Regions from separate parts of the Homo sapiens genome. Here region 1 is linked to region 2. A link is an interaction called in ENCODE POLR2A ChIA-PET data of the cell type or tissue named here. Cell type or tissue: IMR-90. All regions are shown on one strand. Links, peaks and the distances in the headings refer to the core of each region. The heading gives the core; the rest is flanking DNA.

Region 1 (12,472 bases), core at 2,922-7,921, 110 kb after region 2:
TGGTGTCTCAGTAAGTGCTTTGACTATATTAACTGTATATATGTTTTGCATGTCCATAGGATTCTACCTCCTTCCAAGAATAATCTGAAGCATCTATACTTTTCTGTCAACCATTATATATATTTTTCAATTATGCACGTCACATAGATTTTCCCATTCTGTTGTTTGATATTTGTTTATTTACTTTTTGAGACAGGATCTCACTTTGTTGCCCAGGCTGGAGTGTAATGGTGCGATTATGGCTTACTCCAGCCTCAACCTCCCAGGTCCAAGTGATCCTCCCACCTCAGCCTCCCAAGTAGCTGGGACCACAGGCATGTGCCACCATGCCCGGCTAATTTTTTTTATTTTATTTTAGTAAAGACGGGGTGCCCCTGTGTTGCCCAGGCTGGTCTCAAACTCCTGGGCTCAAGCAATCCTTGGCCTTGGCCTCCTAAAATGTTGGGATTACATAAGTGAGACACCAAGCCTGGCCTGATATTTATTTAATTGCATTTTGGTTGGGCATGCTTTTTAAAAATATGACTGTATCTGGAAACATTCATCTTGGTGCTGATGCAATCCTCCTTGAATATTCAGAAATAGAAATGCTCCCTTCCCAGCTGGGATAAATGATCGTCTATTTCTTTAACAGATTGGATTTTTCTTCTCTATTAAAAATGTTTAAGATAAAAATTGAAAGCCCCACCTTCCCTCCCTCCAAACTCAGATTCTCCCCACTGCTGAAGTTACTGCTGGTAACAATGTGCTGCATGTCCTTCCAGTCTTTTTTCTATGTTTATACAAATAGATATCTAAAAGGAGGTATTTTTCAACTTTTAAACAATCATTCAACTCTCTACCAACCTGTCATGTACATAAAGCTTCTTTTTTTCAGTGCTGTGAGGCTTCCATATTCTGTATTGACCATGCTCTATTCAATCATTCCCATTACTGATGGATTTATGAGATATTTTCCATTTTTTTAACCATTAATAAAATTGCTAGAGTGTCATTCTTGCACATAGATATCATCAGGCCCTTGAGCTTCTATTTCTGTAGAATCAGTTCCTGTTGCTGAATCATAGAGTACACTCATTAACAATCTTAAAAGATTCTGCCAATTGGTCTTTAAAAGTGTTTATCTATCTGCATCCCAACAACAGGATGCAAGAATGTCTGCCTTCCACACCTTTGATTATGCTAGATGACCTTGATTTTTACTATTATAATCAGTGAACTTTGATATCTTGTAGTTTTAATTTGCATTTTTAAATTGTCAATGTGAGCATTTTCTCTTATGTTTACTGGCTTTCTGGTTTTCTTTCTTTCTTTCATTTCTTCTTTTCTTTCTTTCTCTCTTTCCTTTCTTCCTTCCTTTCTTTCTCTCTTTCTTTCTTTTGACAGGCTGGAGTGCAGCGGTGCAATCTCAGCTCACTGCAACCTCCACCACCTGTGTTCAAGCGATTCTCGTGCCTCAGCCTTCTAAGTAGCTGAGACTACAGGCACACGCCACCATACCCAGCTGATTTTTTTGTATTTTTTAGTAGAGATGGGGTTTTGCCATGTTGGCCAGGCTGATCTTGAACTCCTGACCTTGGGTGATCCGCCTGCCTGGGCATCCCAAAGTGCTGGGATTACAGGCATGAGCCACCATGCCTGGTCTTGGACTTTATTTATTTATTTTGTAAATTGTCATTCTTACAATTTGCCCAATTTTCCATTGTTTTCTTTTTTATATTGATTTGTAGGAAACCCTTGTCATATATAACACAAATGTTTTCTCCCAGTCTTTGTGTTTAATGTAGATGAACATAAAATTCTTAAGAAGAAGGTTAGAATTAAAGTTAAAATTCATATGTTTTTCTATGCATCATCTATGTGACAATAACACTTAGCTCAGTCTTGCAGATGGGCATTGCCCAAAAGCAACTTTATGGAGATACAATCAATTGAAATTATTTTTAGAAACCTCATTTTGTTCTAGAGATCTTAGCTCAAAAGTCCACCTCTTCGGAGAGGCCTTCTCTCATAGTTAAATCCAAAACAGCCCCTCCGGCGCCAGCCCTCTCTCTATCACTTTTGATCTTCACAACACTTCTCTCCCTCTGAAATTATCCTGCCTGTTAACTGTTGACTTGTCTGATTGACTTGTCTTGTTGACTTGTCTGGTTCTCCATGACCCTAGGGACCTTCCCTGTTTTTTTCCACAGCTATATACCTGGCTCCTAGGATAGTGCTTGGCACAGGGCAGCTGGTCCACAAATAGTCCCTGAATAGATGTTGAATGACTAATGAGTTTTCAGGTTTTATCTTAATGCTACAAGGTTTTGATAATTGCCACTTTGGTCTGATTTTTTTTTTTTTTTTGAGACGAAGTCTCACTCTGTTGCCCAAACTGGAGTGCAGTGGTGCAATCTCAGCTCACTGCAACCTCCACCTACCGGGTTCAAGCGATTCTCCTGCCTCAGCCTCCTGAGTAGCTGGGACTACAGACATGCGCCACCATGTCTGGCTAATTTTTGTATTTTTAGTAAAGACAGGGTTTCACTATGTTGGCCAGGCTGGTCTTGAACTCCCGACCTCTTGATCTGCCGACCTTGGCCTCCCAAAGTGCTGGGATTACAGGCGTGAGCCACCGCGCCCGGCCAGTGGTCTGATGTGTTTTAAAATCTGTTGGGGTAAATATGTTAGCATCAGTGATCTATTCATTTGCTTCATAATTACTTAGAAAAAACCTCTGAGATTCTTGCCTGATTACTCTTGCAGCTGAATGTCACAACCAATATGTCATGTTTTATAAAAATGCAGCGAGGATTTTAATTGATATTGAATTGACTCTTTCATAGTAACTTATTTTTATCTTTACTACGTTCTGCCTTCCCAAATGGCAGTCAAGTTTAGCTTTCCATGAATTCATGTTTTTTTATTTTTCTCATTGTACTTTTAAATTTTCTTTAATAGTTACTATGTGCTGCACACAGTAAACCTTGAGCGTAATTTGTTTTCATTCTATTGTAAATAGAAGCTCTTTATGCTGTATTTTCTGTCTCCCTAATATTTAGGGATACATTTGCTTCTTTGAAAACTGATACCCATATACCCTGTAACTTTGAATTTATTGCTTCTAGGATTTTTTTTGTTATTGATGCTGTTGCTTTGTTTTGGCTGAATTTCTTGGATTTTTAGGGAGTTATGCTCGCTAAAAACAAAGTTTTATTTATTTAGAATTTTTATTTATTTATTTTTATTTTTTGAAACAGAGTCTTGCTCTGTTACCCAGGCTGGAGTGCAGTGGTCCAACCATGGCTCATTGCAGCTTCAACCTCTCAGACTCAAGCGATCCTCCTCCCTCAGCCTCCCAAGTGACTGGGACCATAGGTGTGGGCCACCACCCCAGGCTAATTTTTTTTTTTTTTTTTTTAATAGAGATGAGGTCTCACTGTGTTGCCCAGGCTGGTCTCAAATTCCTGGGCTCAAGCAATCCTCCTGCGTCAGCTTCCCAAAGTGCTGGGGTTGTAGACGTGAACCATAGCACCTGGCTTATTTAGAACTTTTTTTTTTGGAGATGGAGTCTCTGTTGCCCAGGCTGGGGTGCTGTGGCACCATCTCGGTTCATTGCAACCTCTGCCTCCTGGATTCAAGTGATTCTCAAACCTCAGCATCTCAAGTAGCTGGGATTACAGGCACCCGCCACCATGCCTGGCTAATTTTTTTTTTGTATTTTTAGTAGAGACGGGGTTTCACCATGTTGGCCAGGCTGGTCTCAAACTCCTGACCTCAAGAGATCCGCCCACCTCAGCTTCCCAAAGTGCTGGGATTACAGACGTGAGCCACCGCGCTCGGCCTTTGTAGAACTTTTAAACACAAACTGCTTATCGAGGATTTCAAATGTTTTATTGCAATTATTTGTTATAGTTGCTGTTATTGGTTTTCTAGACTTACTACATCCTTTCCTCTCTTCTCTGAACATGATTACATTTTCTTTTTTTTTGAGACCGAGTTTCACTCTTGTACCCCAGACTGGAGGTGCAATGGCGGGATCTCAGCTCATTGCAACCTATGCCTTCCGGGTTCAAGTGATTCTCCTTCCTCAGCCACCCGAGTAGTTGGGATTACAGGCGCGCGTGCCACCACGCGCAAATTTTTGCATTTTTAGTAGAGACAAGGTTTCACTACGTTGGCCAGGCTGGTCTCAAACTCCTGACCTCAGGTGACCCACCTACCTCGGCCTCCCAAAGTGCTAGGATTACAGGCGTGAGCCACCGCGACTGGCCCATGATTATATTTTCTGATACACTTTTTCCTCCAACATTTTTATCAGTAATAGATACTGAATTTTACTGATAGCCTCCTCAACCTTTTTTGAAATGATTATTTCATCCTTTGTCTAGTTAATGTTAGTTGTTTGTAACATTTTCCTTGTAATATGCTATCCTTGCATTCCACCATTTGGGGTAGTCAATTTATTATCTATATTAAATATAAAATTTTAACAAAATAGTACTTATCTCATAAAATAGGCTGGGCAACACAAAACACAAAATAATTTTTTATATTCCAGCACATTTTAAATAATATAAGGAAATTCTTTGAGGAATTTGCAAAAAATCCTTCATTGAATTCACTGGAGCCAAGGATATTTTTGAAAGACTCACTTTGTATTAAATGTCTTCCTTTGATATTGATCTAACCACTTTCTTCCTATTTTTTGCTGCGTTCTTAGCATTATGAATATTTAGTGACTATCTCTGATTATCTCTGATGCATGATCACATTTCCTATTCTGTAGATAAAAAGAAAATGCCATGGAAAGACTTTCTGCCTGGGTCAAAAGTTGGCCTTAGCTTCTCAGATTACATTCAATAGTAAGATTCTTCTTTTTGCTAAAATCCTCTAGCAGACCATCAAATCTCTTTGGATCTTTTTCTTTCTTTCTTTTCTTTTCTTTCTTTCTTTTTTTTTTTTTTTTCTGAGATGAAGTCTTGCTCTGTCACCCAGGCTGGAGTATAGTGGCACAATCTCGGCTCACTGCAGCCTCTGCCTCCTGGGTTCAAGCCATTCTTCTACTTCAGCCTCCTGAGTAGCTGGGATTACAGGTGTATACCCGGCTAATTTTTGTATTTTTAGTGGAAGACAGGGTTTCACCATGTTGGCCAGGATGGTCTCGAACTCCTGACCTCAAGTGATCTGCCCACCTTGGCTTCTCAAAGTGCTGGGATTACAGGCGTTAGCCACTGTGCCTGGCCTGGATCTTTTTCTTAACCCCCTACCGCATCTTTGAGATCATATCTTCTCCCTTTCTCACGGATCTGCCTTGCCCCTGCTGCTCAAATGTTAATTGTCCACAAATTCCTGGCTCCCTTGGCAGCCTCCCCAGTTCACTGAGCCATTGGGCTAGTCAGGCTCTGTCCATGCACATAGGCTTTCTGTTCTTGCAGTTGCAGAGCATGGCATGGTTAAGAGGGCAGGCCCTGGAGTCAGACTGGCCTAGGTTTGAATCCTGCTTCAGATGCTTACTACCTTTGAAACTTTGAATAATAATTTAACTTTCTGAGCACCAGTTTTCTCATCTGTAAATTGGAGATAATAATAGTCTCCATCTTACTGAATTACTGTGAGGATCCTTTCAGTCATCCAACACATATTTATTAATTGTCTAACGTGTGTCAGATGTTTTAGGTGCTAAGGATAAAGGTGTTGAACAAAAGAAATAGAGTCTCTGTCTTCATGGAACTTATACTGGAGGAGTCAGACAAACAAAAGCATAAACAGCAACAAAATACATGTATATCTTTCTAAATATTACATCTAGCTGTCTTTCTATCTAAATTTAAGGTAATAAGTATTTATGAACAAAAACGAAGAGAACAGAGAAAGAGGTTCCAGGAAGTCATTTTATTTGAGGTCCTCTGTGAGGATCTTACTGATGTTTAAGGAGTGATCTGAATGAAGTGACAAAGCCAGGCATGTGAATAACTAGGGAAAAGTGTTCCTGGCAGAGGGACCATCAAGAATAAAGGCCCTGTGGTGGGATGAACGGAGACTATACAAATAAAATTTTGGCATAGTTATGGCACAAAATGAGCTGTGATTAAGGCTCTTATAATCACTACTAACTATAACTGTCATTAATGACACTGTTAAGAGTCATAATAAAGGGGCTGCAATATGGCTTGGGCAAGAATTGACTTCTGACCGTTATTCTGAAATCCTGGCATAGGTTGTAAGAGTTGGTGTCTTTCTCTCTCCCATTCCCAGGGCCCCCCTGGAGCAATGCACACCCACCCACCCACCCCTCCATCTCCAGCACACAAGCGTCCCCCCTACTGCTCATTACATTCTGTCCATGATGGTTTCTGATGTCTACTACTCAGGTGAATTTCAAGGATTGCATCCACTTTACCCCCACCCCTTAAAGAGAGCACCCAGGACAAAGCTCTGCATGAAGTACAGATTGTGAATTGGTGTTGACTCTTGGGCTCCTCAACCCACTATCTCCTTCCCCCATCCCATCAGATAGAGAATGGCCTGATTTTGGTCTGGAACAGAAAAAGCAGAAGTGCCCCTGAGGATCTTGTTCTTAATAGACTCACAGGCCCCTCCCTGTCCTGGACAAACTCTTGTGGCTCTTAGGGTGGGATCAGCATGAGGAAGGAGGCTCCTGCTATAGTTTCTTGTAGGTTATTTTGCAACCTAACTTCTTCCCCTCTTGCTTTCTCCACGGACATCATCTGCTCCCAGACCATTTCCCTCCCATCCCTGACACTTGCTATCTCTTTGTTGCTTTCCCTACAAGCCGAGTTCTGCCACAGCACATATTTCAATATCACGATTTAGGAGGGAGGCAAGTATAAAGTGTAGAAATCTGAATTATGGAAGAGATTTCTTTTTTTTTCATAAAGAAATGCCACTTTATTATTTTCAAGTACATAGGTAGTACCTCAAACTAATGTCTTACAAAAGGTCACCAATAAAGATCCTGTAGATGTTTCTTTAACAAATACATAAAGATTGATGATAATTAGCCCATGCACTCGCTGCTTCTAAAAGGATATTTCTAAAGTGCCTGAAAAGTATTGTTTTTGGTAGACTAAACATGCCACCTCTAGCAATATTGTTTATGCTCTTAATTTACTAAAAAAATGCCATTTTTATTGATTGTGCAAAGATAAACTTTTGTCCACAGTTAGTAATCTCCAATTAATCGGATCCAAATTAATATTGTCTCCCACTTAGATTCCCAGGCCCAAGGCAATGACTCCCTTACTTCCTTGCTTCTGATAAAGCAAAATTCCAGTGCAATGAAATGACAGCCTTTGGGAGGTGGTTTATGGGTCTGACCCAATGCTTGTCTTTTGTGCTTCCTTCCTGTCTGCCTTAGGTCTTCCATTTTCCTCAGATGTCTTTCTCACTTGCATGACCTATCTAGGTCTCTCTCTACAGGACATTCCCAGTGCCTTCTAAGCCAGGCTTAGAGAATGGGCAAGGCTGCCTGCAGAGCAAAAGTGTTAGATAGGGAGTAAGGGAAAGAAAGCTATCTCCTGTAGGAACCTGAAACCAACTCTCCAGCCCAGGGTAAGTGGGCACAATGATCGTCGGTTTGAAGGGCATTTGCCTGGAGGGAACAGCCCTGCCACCTAAGACGTCAAAAGCAAATCATTTTTTTTTTTTTTGAGATGGAGTCTCACCCTTTCGCCCAGGCTGGAGTGTAATGGCACGATCTCAGCTCACTGCAACCTCTTCCTCACAGGTTCAAGCAATTCTCCTGCCTCAGCCTCCTGAGTAGCTGAGATTACAGGCGTGTGCCACCATGACTGGCTAATTTTTTGTACTTTTAGTAGAGACAGGGTTTCACCATGTTGGCCAGGCTCGCCTCGAACTCCTGACCTCATGATCCACCTGCCTCGGCCTCCCAAAGTGCTGGGATTACAGGCATGAGCCACCGCACCCAGAAAAAGCAAATCTCTTAGTATTTTTCCTCTTGTCCAAAGGTTCTGACCATGTTCATGACCTAAGCTTGTCCCTGGAAGCATACATGTCCCTGGGAGACAGGAAGGTTCAGGGAACTTCTCCACCCTGATTCTAGCCAATGGCCAGCGAACTCCTTTTCCAGGGTTGGCTTGGCAGTGTCGGGGAATGATGCAGGTTCATCGGGATGGGCATGAAAAGAAAGGGAATGGAAGAGGCTGGGAAAGAACTTGTGGCCATCCCTTTCAGAACAGCATGGAGCTCTGAGGACTTAGTATTACAGAAGGTGAAGTGTTATTAAGTACATGAGTGACATCCGGACCTTGTGGACTAAGAGGACCCCTAACCAAGGGTCAGCGGGGAACTCTGTGGCACACAAGTGTGGCATTTCTGGAAGCTCTTGATTGCCTTCTGGTCCTGCCTCTGCTGCTACCCTGATGAGATCTGAGTTTGTTCTGCTGGTGGGGTATTCTAAAATGTGGGACGTAGAGCTGGAGTCCACGACATCTATCTGGAGACTCATGTCAAATGTCCTGTCATTGGCACTACCTCACTTCCTTTGTTGTTTCCTTCCTCCAGCCAGCCCTACCTCCATCTCCCACCTGTCTGCCCAGCTCTCCCTGAAGGTCCCTTACCAGCCTCGACTGGGAGACAAGTCCACCTTTTCCAGTCTCAGGCTCTTGCACTCACCAGAAGAACCTTTTGTGATTGCAAGGTCTGAAGGGGAAGCCAGGGATAGAGTCCTGCAGGAAGCTAACGGGGGTGGAAGTGGGAAATGGAGTGAGGCTGGGGTGATCTGAGAGGGCTTCCTTCTGGTTTAGATGGGTTCCTGCTTTTGGATGCTGATCTATTACAGTAGGAAGTGGGGTTGAAGGGATGGGAGTGGGCAGGGTGGGGTAACCCTTAATTCCTCAGAAAAAATAGACAACATAGTGGAGTGGGATGGAAAAGGATCTGGTCGGGGGGACTCTAACACATAGTGTCTAATCTGATTGTTCACAGTTAGGTCTATGGGGTCATCACCCCAATTTATATACCCCGCAACTTAGCCTGCTGAGTTGCCTCATTATCTCTCCCCAAATGTTGCCACCCAATGCCACCCGTTATTTCCATCCCTCTCCATCACCATCCCCACAACACCTCCAGAGCTCCCCATCTTTCCATGCCTGGTTCTTCTTCCAATGGGGTCAGTAGTATGTCTCCTTCTCCACCCAGCCTGTTAGAGAGATTGGGAGTGGAGATTGCAGCATGAGCTTAAAAGGAGGCAAGAGATCAATTTCCTAGGGGCTTGGGTCGCTGAAGCCAGGTGGAAGGAGAAGCCTGGTGAAGGGCACTGGGGGAAGTGGCTTAGGAAGGTGGAAGGAGGCTGGGTGCAGTGGCTCATGCCTGTAATCCCAGCATACTGGGAGGCTGAGGCAGGCGGAGATCAAGACTCCTGGCTAACCCAGTGAAACCCTGTCTGTACTAAAAATACAAAAAATTAGTCGGGCATAGTGGCATGCGCCTGCAATCCCAGCTACTCTGGAGGCTGAGGCAAGAGAATTGCTTGAACCCAGGAGGCGGAGCTTGCAGTGAGCCGAGATCGTGCCACTGCACTGCACTCCTGGTTGGGCGACAGAGCGAGACTCCGTCTCAAAAAAAAAAAAAAAAAAAAAAAAAAAAAGAAGGTGAAAGGGAGGAGAAGGAGGTCCAGTGAGCTGGGGCCATAGGTTAAAGGAAGGGAGGGTGAACCTGCCTTTAGGGGAGACTTGTATTTAGCACATTGGAGGCTGGGGCAGAATAGGTCGAGGGTGAAAATGCAAACGCCCACAGGGCCTCTTCAGGTGACGAACGAGAGTCTAAGGGAGCAGCTGTCCATTCTTGCTGTGCAGAGATGTGGACATGGGATTAACAGCTCTTCTGATCTTCAGGAGAAGTCGAATTCAGATTTTATGTGAAAGACCCTAAATTTTCTATATCGGACCAATTAATCCACCCTCCTCCCCCCACACACACAAAATATGGCACAGGTCAAACCAAACAGTATTCCTGGACAGTATTTGGTTTGTAAGCCATCATATTTTAACCTCTACTAAGTGATTAAAAAACGCTTGTAGGAAAAACAATAACTTGTCGGTTGATGAGTGGGGATCAGGAGGCCTGGGTTCTAGTACCAGTCCTGCTATTCTTTGCTTTACGACCCTGAACAGATTCACCTCTGAGCCTCCTCTATCTGTAAAATATGGACGTGGGACTAGGTGACCTGGAAAGGCCCTTCTAATTCTGATGTTCTGTGGTTTCAGGTGGAAGGTGGAGGGCCTCGGAGACCAACTGTGAGTTAGGCGGGGTTTAGAATCTGATGGGAAGAGGGCAGAGACAACAGGTTCGAAAGAGTCAGGGCTCCTGGGACCTGGGACCCCAGGATCTGAGGGTGTTGAGGAACAGAAGCAGGAACCAGTAGTGGGAGTGGAGTCTGCGTGTGGTCCTGGAGGGAGGAGCTGGTGGTGGGGCTTGCACTTTGCTGGGGGGAATGTGGAGGGGCTTACCACCAGGATACCGCCGCAGGATGAGCTTTCGGACCTCATCATAGATGAAGATGAGGAGGCTGTAGGGGAAGGCGCAGAACCACCAGGTGACTCTGAAAGCAATGGAGGAGAGTGTCAGCAGCATCAGAGGTTGGCTTGGTGGCTGTCACATAAAGGAGCATTCAAAGCGATCAGAACTTGGATCCTGGAGGGGGCTGAAGGCCCCCCGTATGACTACTCAGGCCGCCCGAAAGAGACACTCACTTGAGCGGGTACATGCGGAGGGCTACACCCATGCCTGGGCAGTAAGAGAGAAAGGCAGCCAACGCCGTCTCCTCCAGGAGCCCAAAAATCAGGATCTTGTTCCTGAAAGGCAAAGAAAGGAGGTGGCAGGTGAAGGGGGATCATGGAGGCAGAGATCCTGGGATACCCCTGGGGTGCAAGGGAAAGAGGAGAGAGAATTCTAAACGACATAGTCGCATGTCTTCTTCCAACAGCCTCTTCTCATGCTTTATGTAACCAAAGGAAGATGTTATTTGTTTTTCTGCTTACTGAGTTTACGTCCGAATGTTGTCTATTGCACGTATATTCATTCATTAAATAATTGTTTCTAGGTGTTGGGTGACGTGTTCTGTACTGGAGACACGGTGGTCAACATGGGGCCTGTCTCATGATCTTGTTATTGCTCCAGGCACAGGGCCCATGAAAGTGTGTCTCCCCAGCAAGATGCTTGAAAGCTCCTTCAGTGCAGGGCCCATGTATGTCTTCTACCGTCTCAGCATCTCCCACAGTTCCTGGTGGTGGTTTCATTATAGATATTTAATTCAGAGAATGTAAAGGGGATCACTGCATAATAAGTGGTTAATATATGTTCACTTTATCAGAATTGAAAAGCAGGATAGAATAAGGAGGTTCTCAGGGCAGTTTCTGCAGTCAGACAGGTGGTGTCTATTCCCAGTTCTGCCATTGACTAGCTTTGGGTTGCAGGCAATGTTGAATTTCTCTGAGCCTCACGTTCCTTCTCTATCAAATGGAGATTTTACCTTTTTATCATAGGGTTGCTGGGAAAATTAAGGGAGATAACACGTGAAAAGCTCTGCAATGTTCTGTCACTGAAATGTTCAGTGACAGACCTGGAAAATGTTCAGTCACATTATTACTCCACTTTTTTTTTCTGAGACAGAGTCTCACTCTGTTGCCCAGGCTGGACGATCACAGCTCACTGTAACCTCCACCTCTTGGGCTCAAGTGACCCTCTTGCCTCAGCCTCTCCAGTAGCTGGAATTACAGGTGTGTGCCACCACGCCCTGCTAATTTTTATATTTTTTGTAGAGATAGAGTTTCACCATGTGCCCAGGCTAGTACCAAACTCTTGGGCTCAATTGATTCTCCTGTCTCAGCCTCCCAAAGTGCTGGGATTACAGGTGTGAACCACTGTCCCCGGCTACTCCATCTTTTGTATTCTTACACAAGGTACCTCTTTTTGGTTCAAGCCAGTGATTTCCAAATTTTCACTCACTAAGGACCTCCTTATTTTCTTCTGTAAAGGCCACATTTAATTGTTTGTCTCTCAAGCTACATTTGTGAATAAGTATTGAATACATTTCCCCATTTAAAATTAATTAGAACTATCCATGGCTTCCAGACAGAACTGTGAATCAGCATCCGATCACCACGTCATGATATGCGCTCTTGGCTTTTGCCTAAGAATGACACATTAGTAAGCCTGGTTGCCTTCGCATAGGTGAGTGCTTTATTTTCATAAAGCTTTTCAAAATAAGGCAAATAGCATCTCTGAGGATCCCCAGTGGCCCAGGGACCTAAGGTGAGGCCTGTGGTGGTATTAGTACTCTTCCTCTGTACCCAGCCTGATTTTCATTTGCCATTTTTCCCATTTGCCTCTAAGATGGGCTGGATGCAGCCACTATGGCCATGTTCCCACCTTCGTGTGTCATCCCTGCAGTGCATAGCAAGTCCCAGGCCCCAGAATTATACCCAATTTCTTAGACTCTCTGCTC
Region 2 (14,995 bases), core at 336-5,335:
CTGGGATTACAGGCATGCGCCACCATGCCCAGCTAATTTTTGTATTTTTAGTAGAGGAGGGGTTTCACCATGTTGGCCAGGGTGGTCTCAATCTCCTGACCTTGTGATCTGCCCGCCTCAGCCTCCCAAAGTGCTAGGATTACAGGTGTGAACCACCATGCCCGGCCAAAGAGTTCTTTTTTCAGCTCCACAGCTGGACCGTCTTAATAATATGACAGCACAGATGAAGAGTTTTAAACCTTTTGTTGGCTTTTCTTTCGTATCTTTTTGGCAAGGGCACATGAAAATTAAGTACTGATAATATCACAATGAAAGCAGCTGTGTCATTCAGACCAGTGACCATTTTAGGTTTGATGAACTTTTCATTACCATCATCCAGGGTCTAAATTCTCCATTGTAAGGTAAGGATTCTCCAGGGTGGTGGTGAGGTGGGTTGAGATTGCATTTGTATCATTTGTGTTTTTATGAACTCTGAAGATCCATGTCGGGTGAAGGAAAGGATGGGAGGAGAAAAGGAAATACTTTGAAAGAGGGATAACTTGGACTGTTTATTTCCTTATGTGCTGGGTAAGAATGTCCAGGTGACATCTATATGTAGTAAATCAGTATTTCTAGTCTGTGGACCACACTGTAAACTTTTTATCTTTCTAAAGTTTTTTTTATTTTTGTAGAGATAGGGTCTCACTTTGTTGCCTAGGCTGGTCTCAAACTCCTGGGCTCAAGTGATCTTCCCACCTCAGCTGAGTAGCTGGGACCGCAGGGGCATATCACCATACCTAGCTAATTTTTGGTTGTTTTTTTTTTGTTTGTTTGTTTTTTTAAAGAGATGAGGTCTTACTTGCCCGGCTCAAGTGATGCTCCCATCTTGGCCTCCCAAAGTGCTGGGATTACAGGCATAGCCGCAGCACCCAGCTTGAAGATATTTTTATATTTCCAGGGTTTTAGGTGTTTACTTAAGAATTGTGACATCTTATTAGGTAGTATTTCCTAGGATGATTAGAGTGGGAGGCTAAGAATGCTTGTGACCTTTTAGTTCCCACCACCAACCTCTTAAAGTGCAGTCTATTTATTTATTTTTGAAATAGGATCTCACTCTGTCACCTAGAGTGCAGTGGCACTATCATGGCTCACTGCAACCTCGACCTCTTGGGCTTAGGTGATTCTCCCATCTCAGCCTCTCGAGTAGCTGGGACTACAGGTGCACGCCACCGTACCTGGCTAATTTTTGTATTTTTTGTAAAGATGAGGTTTCACCATATTGCCCAGGCTGGTTTCAAACCCCTGGGCTCAAGCAATCCTCCTGCCTCAGCCTCCCAGAGTGCTGGGATTACAGGCGTGAGCCACTGCACCCTGCTAAATGCAGTCAATTAAATGTATAAGAATCTGCCAGGCTGAGTGCGGCTGGCTCATGGCTGTAATCCCAGCACTTTTGGGAGGCCAAGGTGGGAGGATCACTTGATCCTAGTTGTTCAAGTCCAGCCTAGGCAATATTGAGACCTTGTCTCTACAAAAAGTTTAAAAAAAAAGCCAAGCATGGGGCAAGTACTTGCAGTCCCATCTCCTTGGGAGGCTGAGGTGGGAGGATTGTTTGAGTCCAGGAGGTAGAGCTGAGATTGCGCAGTGATCACTGCAGTGCGCTGAGATTGCGCCTCTGCAGTTTAGTATGGGCAACAGAGCGAGACCTAGTCTCAAAAAAAAGAATCAGTTCCAGTGCCATGGTCCTTAGTGTGGAGTAGGACCAACCTAAGACAGAAGCTTGTCTACAGAGAGCTGAAAGAAAGCAGCCTCTTTGTTGCCAGTTTAAAACAATACTGGCATTTTAAAAGCAAACAGATTCTAGTAGGAGACATTGTATAGAAGCGCACCCTGTTGTGAAAGACTGGGATCTTGAGTTTCGTGCTCTAAGTCTTGTATTCTATCAGGGGAGTAATAGGCTTTTAAAATCATAAAGTGACTATTAAAATGCTTTCAGTAGATAGATTCATTACTCCATTATTTCTACTGTATAAAAGTTTATTCTAAACATGTCTAGGAAATATCCAGATTATAAAAGAGAAATAACGGTATCCAAACCAGACTTTTTATTGCATAACATTGGTGTTAGAGTTAGTTTTTAAGTCTCTGAGATTGAATTAGCTTTTTTTTTTTTTAAAGCAGATTATCAGTGAGCTAAGATAATCTGCTGTTTACCCTCACCTATTTGGAACACAGGCAACTGAATTAATTGAATCAGCAATAGGCATGGGGTAGTGACTTTGTATATTTTCATTTTAGAGCCAAAAGCCAGTGAGTTTTAGATTAGCTTTATAGTAATATTAAAAACTTCATCTTTTATTTTTACAAATGTAGCCAAGAAACATCATTGCTGTTAAAATCAGTCAGAAAAGGAGGCTACTTGCTCTTTATTGATTTAGTCATTCTGCTCTTGGAGTGAGTAGAAAGTCTTTGAAAGCTTTTCAAAAATTAGCGAGTGATGAATTTTATGAATTAGTCACTTCTTTGCAGCAGTTTTTTTTTATCTCTACCTCTGTAGGACATAGTTCCTGGGCCAGAAGCCAGATTTCTCAAGTACCATCTAACCCCAGGAATGTGTTATGATACAGATAAATTAATGAACGGAGGCTGCCTTGAGGTTGCCAATAGGGCATTGGGGAGTAATTAATATGACAAAGATGTCATCTTATTAATGAAATGTATTAATAGTATGTCTAGTGGATTGGGTCAATGCAAACATTTTAGATTAGATATTTGCTGTTTATCCTCTGAAGTTACTGTTTAAGGAAGTCTGGCCAAGTTCTAAAGTGAAGCATACATATTTGCCTCACGTGCCATTTTTTTTTTTCTTCCTGGCTTTTTCTTAGCCATCTGGAAAGCTACTATAGGGTTTACCTCTAATGGTAGTCAAGTTACTGTATTCCTCTGGTGTACTTTAATGATTGCCACATTACCAGGTATGTTTTGTTAACCTTACTTAGAATCCAACATTAGACCCTTTCTTCTAACCTAACCTGTAGGAAGGCACTTCTTGAGGTTTTAAGCCTCTCTTTAATGTTTTATTGTAAGTTGTACCTTGGGAGCATCATTTTTTCATCTTAAATCCTCTCCAGTTTAAGAAAAATTTGAAATATAAATGGCAAAAACTGTTAATGGCAACAGACTTCTGATGTAAATGTAAATTGAGATGGAAACAAAATGAAAAGTAGATTTCCCTAGGAATTAGTTAAACTGAGATAAATGGTCCTGGATGTTTTTATAGAAAGTTCTCTTAGCCAGGTGCAGTGGCATGTACCTGTAATCCCAACTACTCGGGGGGCTGAGTTGGGAGGACTGCTTGAGCCCAGGAGTTTCAGGCTGGCAACATAGCAAGACCTTGTCTCTTAAAAAAAAAAAAAAAAAAAAAAAAAAAAGTTTGCTTAGTTCTGCTGCTGGAAATTAACACTTAAGGGTTAGAGTGCATTCCTGACATAGTCTGAAATACTGTTATTAGAATTAAAGCCAGAGGCCATGCACGGTGGCTTACATCTGTAATCCCAGCATTTTGGGAGGCTGAGACGGGCGGATCACCTGAGGTCAGGAGTTTGAGACCAGCCTAGCCAACATAGCAAAACCCTGTGTCTACTAAAAATATAAAAATTAGCCAGCTGCAGTGGCATGCACCTGTAGTCCCAGCTACTTGGGAGGCTGAGGCGGGAGAATTGCTTGAACCCAGAAGGCAGAGGTTGCAGTGACCCAATATCACACCAGTGTACTCCAGCCTGGGTGACAGAGTGAGACCCTGTCTCAAAAAAATAAAAATAAAAAAACAATAATTAAAGCCAGTAAACTATAAACACTGGGCATTTTATGTTACCAATAGGGAGAGAAGGCATTAATTCAAAGAAGGAACAAAGTTCCTTATTCATAGTTTGAATCCTCATCATTATCCATGGTGATTGCTTTGCAGTCTTCCATCTTGGGTATCCTCAGAACCTTCAAGAGGGAGAAGAGGCCAGGTGTGGTGGTACATACCTATAATCCCAGCACTTTGGGAGGCCAAGGTAGGAGGATTACTTGAGCTCAGGAGTTTGAGACCACGCGGCAAGATAGTGAGACTCCGTCTCTACGATAATAATAGTAAAAAAATCTATTTTAAAAATTAAAAGAGGGAGAAAAACTTAGGGAGGCTTATATTGTGGGTTCCTGGGTAGATTGTCTTACTGCAGTTCGTAGAACATGAATACTTGAAAGAAGATATTAACGGAGCTCTCTGAATTCTTTAAAACGCCAGAAAGGGTAAGCAGATTTCATAGACTTGGGACTGTGTCCTATATTATATACGATGTTTGGAGAATCATTGCTGAGTGGTAAAGAGGTCCAGGATTTTCTAGGAAATGTAGTCTGGTATAGAGATGGGAAACTAGAAAAATAATATAAATGGCTACTATGTACAAACAGGCTCTTAGCATACATTATTTTTAATCCTCTAAATTCCTGCAGGGTGGTAATATTATCCCATTTTACAAAAGAAAAACTCAAAAGCAGGTGGTAGAGGTAGAATTCAAACCCAGGTCTGTTTGACACCAAAGCCCTTTTCTTTCTTTCATAACACATGCTGTCTTTAAAAATAGGACTTTTCTTTTTTCTTTTTTTTTTAGATGGAGTCTTGCTTTGTCGCCAGGCTGTAGTGCAGTGGCATGACTTGGCTCACTGAAACCTTCCCCTCTCGGGTTCAAGCAGTCCTCCTGCCTCAGCCTCCGAGTAGCTAAGACTACAGGCGCATGCCACCATGCCCAGCTAATTTTTGTATTTTTAGTAGAAATGGGGTTTTACCATGTTGGCCAAGATGGTCTTGATCTCTTGACCTCGTGATCCACCCGGCCCGGCCTCCTAAAGTGTGGGGATTACAGGCGTGAGCCATGGTACCTGGCCAAAAAAAAAACCAGGGCTTTTCAAAGCCAAGAGATGAAGCTGAAAGGTAGAATTAAATATTTCTTATAAACATATGTATATAAATTATTCAAATGACAGTAGGAATACAAACTTTTTTTATTGTTTAGACATAGTTATGCTATATTGGTAAGCTAATGAGTTTTTAAGAAAACAATTTTTTTTTTTTTTTGAGACAGAGTTTCGTTCTTTGGCCCAGGTTGGAGTGCAGTGGCACAATCTTGGCTCATTGCAACCTCTGCCTTCCAGTTTCATGCGATTCTTCTGCCTCAGTCTCCCCAGTAGCTGGGATTACAGGCATGCACCACCATACCTAGCTTATTTTTGTATTTTTAGTAGAGACGGAGCTTCACCATGTTGGCCAGGCTGGTCTCAAACTCCTGACCTCATGATCCGCCTGCCTCGGCCTCCCAAAGTGTTGGGATTACAGGCATGAGCCACGCACCCATCCCAGGAAATAATTTTTATAGATTTAAGAGATAGCTGAATCCTAGTGTTTTATGATTCTTTACTGGAGAGAAAATCAGCATTCCATTCAATCTCTGAGATAATTCCAGGGGAAAAGCTGTTCTGACTCTTACAGCCTTTTGACAGTATACTGTTCTCTGTATTTTTTTGGAAGCATGGACTATCCTCCTTACCTTCTTGGTTTTTTTGTTTGTTTTTCTGAGACAGGGACTTGCTCTGTCACCCAGGCTGGAGTGCAGTGACCCCATCACAGTTCACTGCAATCTCGACCTCTGGGACTCCAGTGATCCTCCCACTTCAGCCTCCCAAGTAGCTGGGACTACAGGTGTACACCACCACACCCTGCTATTTTTTTTTTTTTTTTTTTTTTTTTTTTTTGAGATGGAGTCTCACCCTGTCGCACAGGCTGGAGTGCAATGGTGCGATCTCGGCTCACTGCAACCTTTGCCTCCCAGGTTCAAGTGATTCTCCTGCCTCAGCCTCCTGAGTAGCTGGAATCACAGGCGTATGCCACCGCGTGTGGCTAATTTTTGTATTTTTAGTAGAGACAGGGTTTCACCATGTTGGCCAGGCTTGTCTCAAACTCCTGACCTCAGGTGATCCACCCGCCTCAGCCTCCCAAAGTGCTGGGATTACCAGCGTCACTTAGACGTCAGCCACTGTGCGCAGCCTAATTTTTAAATTTTTTCTAGAGACAGGGTCTCCTGATGTTGCCCAGGTTGGTCTCAAATTCCTGGACTCAAGCGATCCTCCAGCCTCAGCCTCCCAAAGTGCTGGGATTACAGGCATGAGTCACTGCGCCCAGCCTATCCTCACCTTGAAACCTTTTTATTCTTGACTTCCAGAGGTTTAATTTTGATTATTCGTTCTTCTCAATTTTTCTCTCTGCTCTCCTTTCTCTTCTCTAAGGGTAGGTATTCCTCAAGATTCTTCCCTTGAACATCCTCTCCCAGAGCCTTCTTAGGTAACTAATTGTTTGTTTTAGTGAGATATGATTTACAAGGTGTTTGATTTTGAAGTTTCTCTGTACAGATAATTCACAAGTCTGTATCTCTGGCCTTACTTTATTTAAGTTCCAAACTTAAATTTGTTCGTCAGTACCTTCCTAACATGTCGGCTTGGATTTTAAATTTATTCAGAATAATTTCTCATCCCACCTGCCAGCTTCTCATTTGTGTCACTTGATTTTCTCTGGGCGCCAGACTAAGAACTTGTCCTTCTTAACTCAGCTTTGTAACTGCTTATTGAGCTAAACATTATCTACCTTTACAACGATTCTCATGTTGATCCCTTTTTAATTCCTTTTGCCATCAACCCAAGACAGCCCCTCATTACTTCTTATCTTGGCAACTATAATAGCTTTTAAACTTGTTTCTCTTTCCTTTTCCTTCATTTCAGTCCATCTTATTATCTTTGACAAAATAATTTCTCTGATGCCTGACTGCCTGCCCCCCAACAACAAAGCTTTTATTATACTTCTTAACTAATCAACTATACCTTACCATCTAGCCAAAGTAGACTACCCATATATGTTTCTTGACCATGTCAGGTTTTTAACCTCCATATCTTTTCTTGCTCTGGTCCTGTGGAATGTCTTTCTCAACTCTACCCGTTGAAATCCTGCCTGTCTTTTAAAGCCCATCTTAAAAGCTAATTTTCCATGGAAGCATTTCGTTTTTCCCTGAAACTAAATATAATCTTTTCCTCTGTTCAACCACAACAGCATTCTATTTATCTTTTTAAAAAATGATAGATACTTTTATCTCTTGTATCACTCATTTTTCCTAATTGATTAATTGGCTACAAATGGGATTGTGACTGCCTTGTTTATATTTGTAGCTTCTAAATTGCCTGGTACCAATGCTGTTGTGTAACAGCATGTTTGCTTACACATAGGCCACTGGGTGGTGCCAGAGGCTTGTGATTTGTATAAAAATGAGTAGCCTAGACTCCCAGCTAGAGTCTACCTGCTAGAGTCTCTCTGCAGTTGGGTTGTTTGTACTGTCAGATCTTCAGCACAGTAGGAATAGAGATTAATTTTTCTGTTACAGAAACATTCAGTTTCTTTCTGCTCATCTGTCCAGCCTACCAGAGGAGACAGTGTCATATGTTGGACCCCTCCAAGTACTTAATAGAAAATAGCCCAGAACTAAAGTCCTACCTACCATAAACATGCTTTATATAATGAGTTTCAGCCTCTTTGGGGTCATCCTTTGAGTTTCAGTGCCTGAGGTTCTCTGATTAATAAACACTATACGGCCAGGTGCAGTGGCTCGTGCCTGTAATCTCAAGCATTTTGGGAGGCCAAGGAAGGTGGATCACTTGAGTCCAGGAGTTCGAGACCAGCCTGGGCAACATGTTCCCCACCACCATCTCTACAAAAAATTTAGCTGAGTGTGGCAGTATGCACCTGTAGTCCCAGCTACTGGAGGGGCTGAGGTGGGAGCATCACTTGAGCCTGGGAGATCGAGGCTTCAGTGAGCTGAGATCACATTACTGAATTCCAGCCTGGACAACAGCGAGACCCTGTCTTAAAAAAAAAAGAACATCTGCAAAACCACTATGCTATTAGAGTGTGGAAGGCAAGTAGGCTTGGAGAAGTAAGTGTTTCTTGTGAAGGAGAAATATTAAGAAAAGTAAAATAAACTTAAAATGAGCCATTTCATCTTGGAAACAAAAATTGGAGGTGGAGAAAGTAGAACTAGTTGATACCAGATGGACTGTGGGACCTAGAAAAGCAAATTTGTACTTTGGATGGAGATCAACCCTGAACAGCTGCTCATTTATGAGTGGTATGGGACATCTGTCCTCCCAAGAGAAACTTGGGACTGTGTGGCTCTCTGTCTTAATAATAATTGAAGTATTTTCTTATCACCTTCTTCTTTCAGAGGAAATTCTAAAACCTTGTCTCATTTAAATATGGGTGTTTATGTAGGAGAGTTGGGCACTTGAGTAGCAGAATGAGGCAGGCACTGGTTTGAGAGAATGCTGGGATTATATAAACCATGAGATTTGACAGACCGAATTCAGGTCTTAGTAAAGGGATCAAGGACAATAATAATATTTACACGTTGATGTTTCGATCGGGCTCAAGGTAAGGTAGTTGTCAGACCAGTGTTCATAGACCCTAGGCACCAGAGGATTTAAAATGAAATTCAGAGAAATTTAAAAAAAATAAAGAGCATAAACATACAAATTAATAGTACAACCACAAGAACAACTTTGAGCTACTTAAATTTCTGCTATTCTTAGTTATCACCAAGACAATAGGGTTGTAGACTTTTTATGTATTTAGGATTCATCTTGCCATTAATATGGTCGCTGATAAATCACACAGGCAGTCTTGGTTGCAGCAAAAATCCTTTCAGCACTTTCGTTTTCAAGTGAGAAGTCTGGACATTATGCTCTCATTTGCTATGATATATTGACCATTTTTGTCAACTTCTATTAATCACAGCCTTGAGAATTTAGTGTTTTTAATGGTATTATGTCATTTAACAATTTGCATGATTTTCCCCCATCACTCTTCTCTCATCCTGTTTTTTTTTTTTTTTTTTTTTTGAGACAGTTTCGCTCTTGTTGCCCAGGCTGGAGTGCAATGGTGCGATCTTGGCTCACCGCAACCTCCGCCTTCCAGGTTCAGGCAATTCTCCTGCCTCAGCCTCCCGAGTAGCTGGGATTACAGGCATGCACTACCACGCCCGGCTAATATTTTTGTACTTTTAATAGGGATGGGGTTTCTCCATGTTGGTCAGGCTGGTCTCGAACTCCTGACCTCAGGTGATCTGCCCGCCTTGGCCTCCCAAAGTGTTGGGATTACAGGCATGAGCCACTGCGCCGGCCTGCATTCGCTCTTTTTAGGCCACGTTTATTAAGGTATAATTTATATACAGTAAAATTTATCCTTTTTTGAGTTGGCCTATTCTTTTAATTCTGACAAAGGCATAGTTATGTAACACCACTGTGATTGGCGCATGGAACATTTCCATCATTCCAAAAGGTTTTCTCATGCCCTTTCGTAGTCAGTTTCATTCCCCTACCTCCAAGCCCTGGCAATCCCTGATCCCTCTATTCCTATAGTTTTATCTTTTCCAGAAAGTACTATAAGTGGAATCATATATTGTATAGCTGTTTGAGTCTGAATTATTGCACTTACCATAACATACTTGAGATCTATCCATGTTGTTGCTTGTATCAGTAGTTCATTCCTTTTTATTACTCAGTAGTATCCCATTGTGTGGACCTACCACAATTTGTTTATCTATGACCCAGCTGAAGAAAATTTGTTTCCAGTTTTTTGATGAATTTAAGTAAAACTATTAAAACATTCACCTACAGGGTATTTTTAATTTTGTGGACATACATTTTCCTTCTTGTTTATCTTATTTATTTATTTTTAAAGATGGAGTATTGCTGTGTTACTCAGGCTGGTCTTTAATTCCTGGGCTCAAGCAGTCCTCCTGCCTCAGCCTCCCAAATTGCTGGGATAACAGGTCTGAGCCTCTTTTTTCTTGTATAAATTCCTGAAGCTGAAGTGGGATTCCTGAGTTGTATGATAAGTGTATATTTAACTTCATAAGAAACTGCCAAATTGCTTTTTTCAAAGTAACTGTACTGTTTTGCATTTCTAGTAACAGTGTATATGAGTTGTAGTTGCTCTACTTCTTGTTAGTACTTAATAAAGTAAATTTTTGTTATTTAAACAATTTTTGACCATTCAAATAAGTGTTTAGTGGATTCTCATTGTGGTTTTAATTTATATTTTCCTAATTATTAATAATGTTGAGGATCTTTTCAAGGGATTATTATTTACAGTACTTTTTTTGGTTTGTTTTTGAGATGGAGTCTCCTCTGTTGCCCAGGCTGGAGTGCAGTGGTGCGATCTCAGCTCACTTGCAACCTCTGCCTTCTAGGTTCAAGCGATTCTCCTGTCTCAGCCTCTCCAGTAGCTGGGACTACAGGCATGTGCCACCACCCCCAGCTAATTTTGTATTTTAATAGAGATGGGGTTTTACCACGTTGGTCAGGCCAGCCTCAAATTCCTGACCTCAGGTGATCTGCCCGCCTCAGCCTCCCAAAGTGCTGGGATTACAGGTGTGAGGCACCACACCCGCCCTCTTTTTTTTTTTTGAGATGGTGTCACTCTGTTGCGTAGACTGGAGTGCAGTGAGTAGCAGGATCATAGCTCACTGCAGCCTTGAACTCCTAGACTTAAGTGATCCTCCCACCTCAGTCTTCCAAAGTGTTGGGATTACAGGTGTGAGCCACCATATCCAGCTCGCGATAATTATTTAGTTGTGACAGTTTTTTTTTTTTCTTTTTTTGAGATGGAGTCTTGCTCTGTCACCAGGCTGGAGTGCAGTGGCGCGATCGCAGCTCACTGCAACCTCCTCCTCCCTAGTAGCTGGGATTACAGGCACGCACCATCATGCCTGCCTAATTTTTTTGTATTTTAGTAAAGACGGGGTTTCACTATGTTGGCCAAGATGGTCCTGATCTCCTGACCTCGTGATCTGCCCACCTCGGCCTCCCAAAGTGATGGGATTACAGGCGTGAGCCTCCACGCCCAGCCCCAGCCTGTTGCGACAGTTTTAAAGGATATTCTGGTTACTGTCCTTGATCAAATACATGTTTTGTAGATACTTTCTTCCAGTCTGTAGCTTGTCTTTGCATTGTTGTAACAGTATCTCTTGGAGATATTTTAATTTTTTTTTTTTTCTAGATGGAGTCTCTCTTTGTCACTCAGGCTGGAGTGCAGTGGTACTATCTTGGCTCACTGCAACCTCCACCTCCTGGGTTCCAGCGATTCTCTTGTCTCAGCTTCCCCAGTAGCAGGGACTACGGGCATGTGCCACCACGCCCGGCTAATTTTTGTATTTTTAGTAGAGACGGGGGTTTCACCATGTTGGCCAGGCTGATCTCGAACTCCTGACCTCAGGTGATCCACCCGCCTTGGCCTCCCAAAGTGCTGGGATTACAGGCCTGAACCACCGCTCAGATTTATCAGAATTTATTAATTTTGATAAATCCAACTGATTAATTTTTTTGTATGTGCTTTTTGTGTCCTATCCTAAGAAATTGTTGCCTAACCCAAGGTCACAAAGGTTATTTTCTTTGTTTTCTTCTGGAACTTGTGTTGTTTTAAGTTATATTTAGGTCTGTGATTCATTTTGACTTAGCTTTTGTATATTGTACAATGTATGGATTGAGGTTCTTTAGTTTTTTTCTTTTGGCAGTTGAATGTTCAGTTATTCTGGTACAAGTTGAGCATCCCAAATTAAAAAATCTGAAATCTAAAATGCTTTGAAATCTGAAACTTTTCGAATGCCAACTTGATGCTCAAAGGAAATACTCGTTGGAGCATTTTGGATTTTGAATTTTCTGATTTGAGATGCTCCACTGGTATATTGCAAATATTTAAAAATTTGAAACACTTCTGGCCCCAAGCATTTTGGGTAAGAGGATACACCGGACAAGGGATACGTAGTCTCTTATGCAGATCTTTCATCATATTAGAGGAAAAGAGCAGCCCCAGTAGTTTTAAACAAGAGACACTTGGTATCTCTTTTACAGAGTACTCTTATCCAGCGTAGTAAAGTCTTTCTGCCTGGTTTTTAGTTAATATTTTGTCATGTAATTGGTTAAAAATTTAAGGCTTTATTCTTATTAAGACAAGAAAAATCTAGGTCACTGGAATTTCTTAGTGAAATTAAAATGGCACCTGGGTCTTTTTTCCTCACCCTCCAGTGGGTTACTCTTTAACCTTCAGTTTGGCAGGAGTTATGGTTATTTTTAGAGTAGGAACAGTGGAGCTAATCTAATTAAACTCCTCCAACTACCTGGGACAGTGAGCTCATCAGCTTTTCCAACCTCAGCAAGATTAGCTTTGGACTAGATTTTACATGAAAGTTGATCAAAGTAAAAATAGTGGATTTGTTGGAAATACAGTGAAAAGTGAAGAAGATAGTTTGGATTTGAATCAAATATGTTCTCTGCAGACCTCAGTTTATAAAGTTAAGACTGTATTCTTTGGTAATGGAAAAGATTTTTTATTTTTTATTTTTTTGGAGACTGTGTCTTGCTCTGTCGTCCTGCCTGGAGAGAAGTGGTATAATCACAGGTCACTGCAGCCTCAACTTCTATGGCTCATGTGATCCTTCCATCTCAGCCCTACCCCAAGTAGCTGGGACTACAGGCATATGCCTGACTGATTTTTTTCTTTTCTGTAGTGACGGGGGTCTTCTTATGTTGCCCAGGCTGGTCTCCAACTCCTGCCTCGGCCTCCCAATGTGCTGGGATTATAGGCGTGAGCTGCCGTGCCTGGCTGGAAAAGATTTTTCAGTGGCTCCTATACTTGACACCTAGGGCACAGCATCTCTGCCTCCTTGACTGATTTATAGAGACAAGGGTCTCACAGTTCTGCCCAGGCTGGTCTTGAATTCCTGAGCTCAAGCAGTCCTTTCTCAGCCTTCTGAGTAGCTGTGATTACAGGTGCATGCCACACCTGTGAGCATCAGGTTCCTGCTCAAAGTTTTCACTCATATAGGTTCATAATCAAAGTTTGGAGACCACTGCTCTAGAGTATCCTTCTGCAGAAATTTTGACATTTAATTCTACTTACTTTTATCATCTGTGCACATGTATTTTCTAGAGCAATTATGAGTCAAAAGTTCAGGCAGTCTGGGCTCCTGTAGGAGTTGATGCTTGGTTTTGAGAGAGGTTCTCTGCAGCTGCTTTTGAATTCTCTGGGAGTGGATAATAGTGGGGTGAAACGTATGGTAAAGAGTTTTGATTATGGAGGTGGGAAAACATCAGATCTGTTCTTCATGTTACACTGGTCTGCTTATTACCTTAGTTTATAAGTTTTTTTTAATTTTTTTTTTTGAGACGGAGTTTGCTCTTGTTGCCCAGGCTGGATGGGGTGCAATGGCACGATCTCGGCTCACCACAACCTCCGCCTCCCAGGTTCAAGCAATTCCCCTGCCTCACCCTCCCTAGTAGCTGGGATTACAGGCATGTGCCACCATGCCCAGCTAATTTTGTATTTTTAGTAGAGACAGGGTTTCTCCATGTTGCTCAGGCTGGTCTCGAACTCCTGACCTCAGGTGATCTGCCCTCCTCGGCCTCCCAAAGTGCTGGGATTAATCTTAACAAAGTAGTACATTTTCCCCACTTGATAGGAATTAATATAATTTTAAACTCTAGATGGAGAAGATAGGCTCCTATTCTAAAGAATATAAACAAGGACTGTTGAGAGGGAAAAACAAGTGCTGTGTGAGGAATGCTATACAAAACTGTCTACCTCAAAAATGAGGAAAACAAAATGCATTGCAAACAGCTTCTCACTATTTTTCTTCATGTTGCTTCACATATCTGTTTTTTGTTGCCATTGTCTTTCATCATCACCCTTCCAGGTGTCCCTTCCTGAAGTTCAGTCAGCTTCAGCCCCAGTCTTGCAGTATTTCTATTCCCACCTTGGCCTATTATGAACAATCTTTGGGCTACTGTCTTTTGACAGAGGATACTTTTAATGAAGCAGCTTAGATTTCTATAGAGGGTAGCGGAGGAAAAGATAAGGATGAGGCTGCTTCTGGAATAATTGTCATGGGAATGAAAGGGCTGTTGAAAGATTAGAGGCCAGTGTGCCTGGGTACAAGGACTGGGGTCATAATTATACTTTGTCTTTTACTAGTGCCTTTTGTCCAAGTCACTGAAAGGGCTTAATAAAATTCTGGTCTGAATAATATTATTCTTTGCTCTTTGGAATTTACTGGAGGTGGCAGTGAGGCTCTGAAAAAAATATGAATGTTTTATAGTGGCATAAAAGGAAGTGAGTTAGATACCCTGATTCCTTGTTAAGGAAAGATGAGTCTGGTGAAAGCTGGTGCTGTTAGGTGAAACAGTGTTTGCCATTATATGAAATGGGATGAGATGGTTTAATGGAAATGTTGCCTTTTTCTTCCCCACCTTTGTCTTTGTGCTTAGAGACTCTGACTGTTAGTCCTAAGGGAAACAAAACAACTTAAGCTTCTTTCCTAGGGATAGGGTGCTCCTGATTTCTAGTTTCAGCTCTATAATCCTTAGTATCTGTGCCTTTAATAAGTTTGAAGTTAGTTGGGCTGGGCGTGGTGGCTCATGCCTGTAATCCCAGCACTTTGGGAGGCCGAGGCGGGCGGATCACTCGGGAGATCGAGACCATCCTGGCTAACACAGTGAAACCCCATCTCTACTAAAAATACAGAAAGGTGGGCATGGTGGCAGGCGCCTGTAGTCCCAGCTACTTGGGAGGCTGAGGCAGGAGAATGGTGTGAACCCGGGAGGCAGAGCTTGCAGTGAGCCTAGATAGCGCCACTGCATTCCAGCCTGGGCGACAGAATGAGACTCTGTCTCAAAAAAAAAAAAAGAAAGAATAATAATAATAGGTTTGAAGTTAGTCATCTGAGTGAACAGAAAGCTCAATCTCTTCCCCCAAGAGGTTGATTTCTGTTGATTTGTGTGTAAAATGATACTCAGAATCTGACCCACCTCTTTATGTTGTGAAAACAAGTGTTGTACAGAGTTTGAGGATACATATGTCACTTATTTACATTGGAAGATTCTT

Evidence for each region. ChIA-PET counts read pairs that join two places held together with the same protein. Peaks named below come from ENCODE experiments on the same cell type or tissue, not always from the same donor. Only the 100,000 strongest peaks of a DNase experiment are listed, where the experiment ranks them.
Region 1: POLR2A ChIA-PET joins it to region 2 with 12 read pairs; 3 of 35 experiments call an interaction of 5 or more read pairs at or near these places.

What each region holds. Positions count from the first base shown.
Region 1 is chr1:160,137,988-160,150,459 of GRCh38, reverse strand. ATP1A2 (ATPase Na+/K+ transporting subunit alpha 2) reads right to left here. Exons shown (of 23, transcript NM_000702.4): 21 at 10,719-10,820; 22 at 10,476-10,567; 23 at 6,869-9,166. The coding sequence ends at 9,138. Among named protein-coding and RNA genes, the nearest start is that of ATP1A4, 7.4 kb to the left of the region's middle. In IMR-90, for the core only: no CTCF peak of the experiment used is centred there; no DNase peak of the experiment used is centred there; H3K27me3 peaks cover 763 bases.
Region 2 is chr1:160,244,425-160,259,419 of GRCh38, reverse strand. All of the region lies in intron 2 of DCAF8 (DDB1 and CUL4 associated factor 8), which reads left to right. Among named protein-coding and RNA genes, the nearest start is that of DCAF8-DT, 9.8 kb to the left of the region's middle. RefSeq lists a silencer at 7,255-7,384. In IMR-90, for the core only: no CTCF peak of the experiment used is centred there; a DNase peak (open chromatin) is centred at 2,549.